Linked DNA regions of Homo sapiens: region 1 is linked to region 2. Evidence: chromatin contacts called from ENCODE Hi-C data. All regions are on one chromosome and are shown on one strand. Each heading gives the region's core, a stretch centred on a gene start or an enhancer-like site at or near the end of the contact. The rest is flanking DNA. Distances are from core to core; before and after follow the strand shown.

Region 1 (4,325 bases), core at 1,150-3,649, 1.7 Mb after region 2:
CGCGAGCAGCCCGCGCGTCCAGGGTGTGCTCCAGCTGCTCACACCACGCGCTCCAGTCCTCGTGCAGCCTCAGCCGCCGCCGAAATTAAAGAGAAAGAAACAAAGCATCATGGGAAACGGAGTTCTCCATTCAAAGCACCAAAAACGCGCCAAGCCCACGCCTCCCTCCCCCTCCATTCCCGGGTTGGTGGGATAGAAGCCAAGAGGGAGGGGAGTCCCTTTTTTCCCTCCACGTGCACCCCCTCATTTCACACCCTCACCACCAAAGTTTTCCAGGAACCTAAAGGTCAACGGTGGAGAAGAAAAGGGGAGTCGTTTCCCGCGCGCTGCCCGCTACCCCTCAACCGCACTCTGGTACTTTGCTTTTCTCAAGTCCCGCCCGCTCCGTCCCCTCCCACCCAACCAGTCAACTCTACCGGATCACAGCTGCCCCAACGAAGGGCTCCCTTCTTGCCCAGCCACCCGCTCGGGAAACCGCGCGCGGGACCCAGCTCCGGCCCGCCCCTCGCAGGTGGAGAGCGCGGGGATCCCGCACGGGCCGCCCTCTCCGGGTGTCCCCTCCACACGTATACCCAGTGTCCCAGCGCGCAGCTCGAGCGCTCCGGGGCCGGGTGCGAGCGCAGTCTCCCGCGGAGCCAGAAGGGGAAGAGAAGTGAGAAAAAGCGTCCACTAAATGGATCAAGGCCGCGAGCGCACATCTCACCCCAAAGCGCCCCTGTCCAGAGCGACGCGGGGCCACGAGCCTCCCTGCCACCACTTGAGGAGCGCTCCGTCCCCTTGGCCCTCTGTCCGTAGCTATATCCCTGGGAAAAGCCCGCCCCTCTGCCTTTAATAGCCCAAGGAAAAAAGCCCGCCCCCGCCCACCCGGCCCGCACAGGAATTAGGAAACGGAACCCCCACCCCGCCAAAGCGAAAACCCCACCGAGCCCCAGTTACCCACGGGCGGACCGCAGTCGGCATTTTCCCTTCTCTCTTCCCCCAAGCTGGAGTCCTTAATTAAAGGCGCGCCTGGGACAGCGGCCCAGGCAGAGGCCGTGGCCGGAGCCGGTGCGGGTGCCACCGGCATCCGGGCCAGGATGGCGCACTCACTACCACCTTGTCCCATCTCGCTCCCGCGGCGCTCGCCTCAGCCCCCCACCGGAGACAGACGACGAGGCCCACGGAGCCGTGGGACAGGGGTGTCCCCCACCCGGCGCGCGCATGCGCGCCACCTCGCCGCTAGATTGAAAGTGTTCCTAAGGCCCGAGGAGGGAAGAAATAGAAACACGACTTACTCTCTGCACATGTGAAAGTTTTAACCCCTAGCACCTTGTGCTACTGTTGGGAGGCTTTCGCCCTTGCCAGGCGCCCTCTTCACCCACTAAATCAGGGTTTCTTGGCAGGTATCGTTAACGGTAGCAGCCACCGAATACACGCGCAAATGTGCGGAAGATACGGTGCAATTATCTTGCTTTCTCCTCTCATTCCACCGCTAATGAGAACCAATTGAGGGCGGGCTGCTTCAAGGCCAAAGCCCGACAGCGCTCTGTAGAATAAAATGATGTCTTAGTTTAAGACGCACAATCAAAATGGAATTAAGCATACCAGACTTTGAACACCGGGCAAAATGAGAGACAACCGGGCTATATACCTTCTCCGCGTCCCTGGCGGACACAGGCGCAAGATGGGATTTGGGGAGCGTGCGGGGGTTGGGGGGGTGGGCGGGGGTGTGCAGGGTACGAGGTTACAAATCAGAGACCAGTGAGCACGCTGGGTCGGAGGAGGAAAGCCCTGGAAGGCAAGCGGGGGGCAAGGAAGGAGGGAAGGGGTGCAAAATGAAGCCGGACCCCTCCCTTTCCACCATTGTTACCAGGGTGATTGTGGCAGCCCAAAGCCCAGAAGAGGACAAGGGCGCCATGTGATTCTCAACCTGGTGCACTGGTGCACAGTAGTAGCTCAGGCAAACATTACAAAAGACTGGCCTCTCCCGCCCCTGGCCCGCGAAAGAGTCCAACCTGAACTGCCAGCGCCCCTCAGGAGTCAGCGGTGGATGCAACGAAAACCACAATCATTTCTCCAACGCGAGTCACTCGCACAGGTGGGCTTCCTCCCCTTTTTCATGCAACAGACCTTGCAGCCTACCCTGGCACGTCTGCGTGATACTTTCTGGAAACTACGCAGCCCGAAGTTTACTACCCAACCAGATCCCTCCTGTGAGATTGCACCGACTGCAATGCAACTTTCGACCTTTAATGGTAACGACTAGCAGTGGAAAGAAGAGGAGGGGGAGGGAAGAGAACTTAGACCCGACTTTAAGAAGCGTTGTATTAAAGCAAGATAAGAACAGTACCTTTGAGCTGGAGCAAAACCTGGAGTAAAAAAAAGGGTTTTTGCGAAAGTGGCGCGAAGATAATATCATGTGATCCGACCCCAGGGCGTCTCCTTCCCCTTTTGCCAAACTCCCCTCCCCTCGAAAAAAGGGGGGTTGGGGGAGCTACATCCGCTCCTCACAAACTATTAGCATAATTAATTGTGTCCTACAGCTGCAGCCAGAGCTCCCGGGTCAATGAGTAAACATATCCTCATCCTCTTCAACATCAGAACAAAAAAACCCATTACCCTGATTTTGGAAAATGTTCCCAAATAAATCTCATTATCTTCAAAAGTCTTTATTTGGTATTCGGAGTCTATGTGTCTTGGTTGGAGAGACAGAAGAAGGTTGGAAAAGATGAAATCATCCTATTAAAGGGAACAAGTAGAAGTAACTCCCCAAGAGTGACATATTTAAGTAAAGGTTTTCAAATGGAAATACCGTGTTGAGGGACTTCACTAGCTTAAAATTTTCCAAAAGTTTTAGCAGTTCATTAAACAAGACATCCTCCCAGTCTTCCTATTCGCCACCCCCCATCTCCCACCCCTCCTCCCAGTCCTCCTTCCCTTTAAAGCTAGAACAATACCCGGAATAAGGTATTTTGAGATTGCTTTACCAGGATATTTTCTTGTTCTTAATTTTTTTTAAGGGTTTGCAACATATAGAATGTCTGGATCAAGTTCCCAACTGGCGAAAATAATTTATTCCATCTCAGTACCTGTCTAGCACAAGGTAAAACTAACTAAGTACAAGATATAGGTTATGAGAAACTAGGACATTTTGATACACCAAATGATTTATTTTTGTCTCTTTCTTTTGGAAAAAAAATTTAATCATCGGCCAAAATACCTAGAGAATCAAAAAAATCTAAAGAACAAAGCATTTCACACACACCCCCCCCAAAAGTCAGAATAACTAACAGCTCAAAGAAAAGCACGTGATCCCTTCATGCTTTAAAACTTGTGGTCATGCTGAGGCTAAAAGCAAAGAGCTTGTGACCCCGCAACCCCGTCCCCTCCCCCAGACCACAGCCCAGGGCTTAAGGCTCCAGGCTCCCACCGGGCTCCTGCTCGCTCCCAGTATTGTGAGACAAACAATACTTAGGCATTCTGCAAAATAAAGGAGCCACAACTCCTATCCCCCAGTCACATCATTTATGACCAAACAGACTGGCCGGTGTGCGTATATACGCATGTATGTAAATATGATATAGAATACATGCCTACACGAAAGCCCAGATGTTCTGTCAGAATGTGTAAGAAAGGTATGGAAACTGGCCAAAGGGAGGGAGAACTTGTTATCTTTCGTGAGCCTAAGGATTCTCATCACAACTTTAAATTCTTGACACTATTTTGAGTTTATGATGGATTCAAAGAAAAACGGTGAATGCCCAGCAAAATATTCCCCTCAAAATAGACCCACTTTGAGCTTTCCTCTGCCTTGAAAAGGGGTGAAGGGATTCTTCTGTATTGACCTCTAGATTTAATTATGCCATATAAAGCAGCAATCTCAAGTAGTTTGGATTTGAACACCTTTAAGAATAAAATTGACATTTTACCCAGTTGAGAAATCATGTTACTTGATTTAGAAATAATATTAAGTGGCTTTGTTAAACCTAATGATTGGTATCTTAGAACAAAAAGGTCCCCATGGAAACCAGAAAGTAATTTAAGAGTATTATGTTCCTCACACAACTAGAATAGAGCTTTTGTTCTATGTGTATTTACTACTCTACATTTTTGAACTACACTTGCAATTAAGGTCTGTTACACTCTGGTTTTGCCCAGGATGAGAAGTTTAGTGTCCCACTGAAATATGTGTTTTGCTACATTTGTGTGTTTATGTTCATGTGCTCATGTGCATGCCCATGAGGCCTAAAACAAAGCCAGCAGATCAGAACACTCACTAAACAGAATGGAGGCGGAAGATCCCAAACAAAATATTTCAAATGCTATTTTGCTATTTGATCCTAGAG
Region 2 (4,253 bases), core at 543-3,042:
AGTCCATAATCACTAAAAATGGGAGAAGTTGCTTTTTCTCATCCTCCCTTTACCAAAATGCAAGTGTTTATTGCTCTACCTGCAGGAACTCTCATTTTAGACATGAAGCAATGAATTGCCCCACATACTTCTTTCAAGAATAATATGAAAAACTGCTGAAAATTTGTTGTATAGTAATTCCATTGTAAACAGTTTGGTTGTTTGTTTCTAGGTAGACTACAGCACCTGGGCAGAAAACTGCACCATGCTTTAATAAGGGCAAAACAATATTTTTCTCCCTTTCCACACACTTGCTAAATTTAGTAGCAGAGCGTCTGCCAACCAAGTAGTTTCTACTGCTTTGGGAGAAGGAGTGAACAGCGATAGAATATTATCAGCTGAGCTGTGGGCAGAAGCCCATTTTAGTCTATATTTGAAGAAGTGTTGGTAAATATGAAAGCATCCCCCAAAAGTATCGCACATTAGAAAAAAGTTAAAAATTATTTTAAAAAGTAGTTAAACATTCAGGATTAGATTTTCATGGGCCAAGGAGAAGATGGAAATATAATCAGGAAAAATCCAAGGTGTCTGATAAGCCTCATTGTCTATTTACCTTTCACTGGAGGGGGAAACAAAACAAAACAAAATTCAGATAAATTGTATCAAGCATGGATGTTTAGTCATTCCCACATACCAACAATCTGTTTTCCAAACATTATATCAGTAATCACCCAAACGTTTATTCACTAAAGCAGGGAGTCCGCTTAATAAAAAAAGTACCAATCACTTCAAAATTAAATCTTGCAAGTTTTGTTTTAATTGATTCTTTCCCATGAAGTCTACCCACAAATACGGAGAGGCTGTGGGGATCCCAGCTCAATTTACAAACGATGTAAGAACATCTAGGAGAAAATAACTCCTTTAAAACATATTACTTTAATTAGAGCCACAATTAATTTATCTGTTTTATCTATCATCTAGCTAGCTAGCTAGCTAGCTAGCTATCTAAGAGTGCTCAGAAAAACACACAGTAGGTCTATTACCCTAATTATGAAACCACAACAAAGAATCACTTAAATGTCAACTTTCATTACTCGTCTGGGTTTAATTTCGTTTTCTTACCATAAAAGCTTATTGTGTGAGTGTTAAAAACTAAAGTTCCCTTTTTAATAGTCTCCTAAAATCTACTCTCATGCCCTTCAAACCCCAGTAGTAAAAGCGAGCTGCCCAAACGTGTTGACTCAGGGCAGGAAGAGACAAGGTTCTGCAAGGAAGCTGTGGCACTGCTCACGATATCGCGTGAAAATGGGGAAATTCGTTGTTAAAAAGCATTTGCTGATTATATGCCATGCAAGAAGTTCCTTTAAATTAAAAAGAAGAAAGTAGAAAAAAAGAAAGAAGGAAGGAAGGGGAGGAGGAAGAGAAGAGGAGGAAGAGAAGGAAGAAGAAAAAGGAGGAGGAGGAAAGGAGGAGGAAAATGATCAAAGCTCTAAAATCGCAACAAAGTTGCAGGATGACTTTTCCTCCTATTTGCTATTTTGTAAAATGAAGTTTAAAAGGCATTATTTCCTCGGCGTCCGAGGAAGGCAGCCTCTCTTACAAATCCCAATTCATCTCCAGCCTTACCTTACGCTGCTAGCGCAAACCCAGAGGCTAAGGGGCCCTGCTCTCAGCGGCAGCAGCAGGGGCAGCGGCAGCGACAGCGGCACATGCCATCTGTTAGCGGCAGAAGCAAAAGCAGCGCTGCGCGAGGTGGCCCCGGTGCCGGGAGAGCCTTTAGCAGGGGTGCATACTGAATGCCGCCATTTTAAAGCGAGGTTCCTGAAATCATTAGATATAAGCAAATTAAAGCCCGCCCCACCTCCAGAACTTCAGGGCTGGGACTTGCAACCCGGCTCCAAGTCGGCCGCTCTGGGGTATAAAATGTCAAGTCTACAGACACGCGCACGCTGACTCTCGGACGGAGGCGACGGTTCCCCCTCTCCCTTCGGCCCCCTTGACCCCTTCGTGCTTTTTGCAAGACTCCTTTCGGTTCCAGGGGCCAGAATACTTTCTTTTCTGGGCTCCTCGAGGCCCCTTCCCGGGGCCGGCCGGCGGGCTGTGGGAGGAGGGGACAAGGCCACGGGCCGGCCCTACCCGCTCCTCCCAGGCTCTTGGTTCAGTCCACTCGGAGCACACCTCGGAGCGCCCCAGCTCCCTCGCGGAGGCCGGGCGTGGGGCTCCCGCCCGGGCTCGCAGCTACCATAGCAACCCCGGTCCCAACCCCGCCCGGCCTTTGCCAAAGGCGTGCCCTCCTCCCGGGCCAGTGCCCTCCGCCGGACGCCAGACGTCCCCTCGCGCAGCCCCGCCGACCCCAGGCAGCCCGGGCTGGGGCCGCGCCTCCGTGCGTCCCGCGCCGGACAGACGCGGCACGCGGAGGGAAACGGCGCCAGCGAGGGGCTTTAGGCGCCAAAACGGAAACTCCCGCGAAACTCCGCGGGCCAGCGGAGCGCGGGCGGGCATCCGGAGCGCCGGACTCGGAAGCGGCGCACGCGGCCGCCCGGCCCCGCCCCGCCCGGCCAGGTAGCGCGGCGCCGCCGCCAACCTCACCTGGCTCCGCGCGCCGCTGCGGGACGGGCGGGAATGCGGCCAAGGGCCGCCCCGGCTCCCGCGCCCACCCCGGACTCTCTGGCCTCCGCCTCTCTCTCACTGCTCCCAAAGAGCGCCAAAAAGTCGCGCTGCGGCTCACGCTCGGAGTGCGGGCACTTTCTTCCTGTAGGGCGCTGTTTCGTCGCGAAATATATTCTTTGTGTGGTTCGCTCACTCGTGCCTGGTTCTCCGAGAGCGCAGCGCGGGCTTTATTCTCAGGGGGTGTGGCGCCTCGCCCCCAAACCCAGCAGCCCAGCCCCCGCTGCACAGACCCTTTGTCATTTCATTAGGAAGGGAAAGGGGGACAAATCATAACGCTCAGATTTTACAAAAGCGAAAACAAACGAAGCAGGCACACATCCCCAGAGGCGGGGTTGGGGTAGGGGTGCAAAGTTTCTGGCTCTTCAGGAACTGAAGTGCCAGTGAGAAAGGCAGTGTGGTTCACAGCGGGACGCTCATAGACACTTCCCAGACAGGTGAGGCGAAATGGGTCCTTTCAAAATTGATCTTAGTCGATGAATAAGTCCACTCGCTACAGGCTAAATAAATACATTCATACTCACCAGCTGCCTTCTTGGGGGTTTTATCTTTCATAAATGCCCCAATCGTTTATTTCCCTCTAAGAATTTCAGACAGGGAAATGCTGATCAGTGCAATCTGTTCCCCTTCTTCCACGGAGTTTGCAGGATAAGAGGAACCCTGAGGTAAGGTTCCAGATACTTTGGAAAATGGACAAAGCAAATGCAATTTTATATCTTGATTAAAAAGTGTGCATCTGCACAGGGAAATTACAAGTTTCGATTTAATGCAAGTGTAATAGGAGCACCAGCTGTCCCTTAATTGGAGCCCCACAATAATAAATGCGTGCTTTTATTTAATTTTACGAAGACAATTGTAGTTGATAACGCACACATATGCAGGATCGTCAGTGACAAGCTCATAGCAATTCATGGCTGCTTTCCTGTAATCAGCTACTTCACCCAGAGACAGAGTTCTACATGCTCTGCACAAAGTGCAAAACATTGCAGGAGATATTTAAGCAGCAGTTAGGTTGAAAAGTGGAGTGAATTCTCAGGCTAATTATACTTTTTAATTCTGATGGACTGATCCAAATAGAATTCTCCAGCTAATTTTAGGCAAGAAATCAATCTGTTTGTTAAGTGCAAGATAATAGAGTAGGATGGTAATGGCTGGGAGGACAAGACTGGGTACAAACTGCCCTTCAAATAATTGAGAAAACCCCCGATGGTTTTGGCAAGTATCGTGAAAGTCATTGGGACAATGCGCAGGGATGGTGTCCGATACTTTGTTATACTGGGTAGAAACATAGCATAAGTCAAGAGAGTAGGAGTTGCTAGTTATTTGAGAAAAGGGGGAAAAGACTCTAATTCCTAACCACCTCTTCCCACCTTCCTTCAAATTTGCCGAATTGCCTGAACTGCTGTAAAAGTCAAATGTGTCTGACATACAGGAAGTGGCTTTGGCAGTCCCAAGATCTACCACAGCAAAAAGTAGGCAGTGTTGGCTATCACAGTCAGCTAGAGAGAAGGGCATGGGTGAGTTACATAACTTTATACCCAATGCTCTAACAAATGAGGAACTGTTATCACAGTGAGTCAACAAAGGAGTCTTTATATTAAACATAG

What was found. Hi-C counts contacts between places; a loop is a spot of excess contacts on that map. Pooled maps may share reads with other maps.
Region 1: a loop to region 2 is called in a map with no recorded cell type, with 7 times the contacts of the local background. The contact joins the promoter of MIR106AHG here to the promoter of MBNL3 in region 2. A Hi-C loop is called at or near these places in 5 of 37 single-sample maps with no recorded cell type and 11 of 50 pooled maps.

Annotation. Positions count from the first base shown.
Region 1 is chrX:134,171,689-134,176,013 of GRCh38, forward strand. It overlaps MIR106AHG (miR-106a-363 cluster host gene), which reads right to left and starts at 2,400. Exons shown (of 2, transcript XR_007068340.1): 1 at 1-2,400. RefSeq lists an enhancer at 465-1,272 and a silencer at 3,231-3,525.
Region 2 is chrX:132,487,246-132,491,498 of GRCh38, forward strand. It overlaps MBNL3 (muscleblind like splicing regulator 3), which reads right to left and starts at 1,793. Exons shown (of 9, transcript NM_001386889.1): 1 at 1,606-1,793. RefSeq lists a silencer at 2,072-2,641.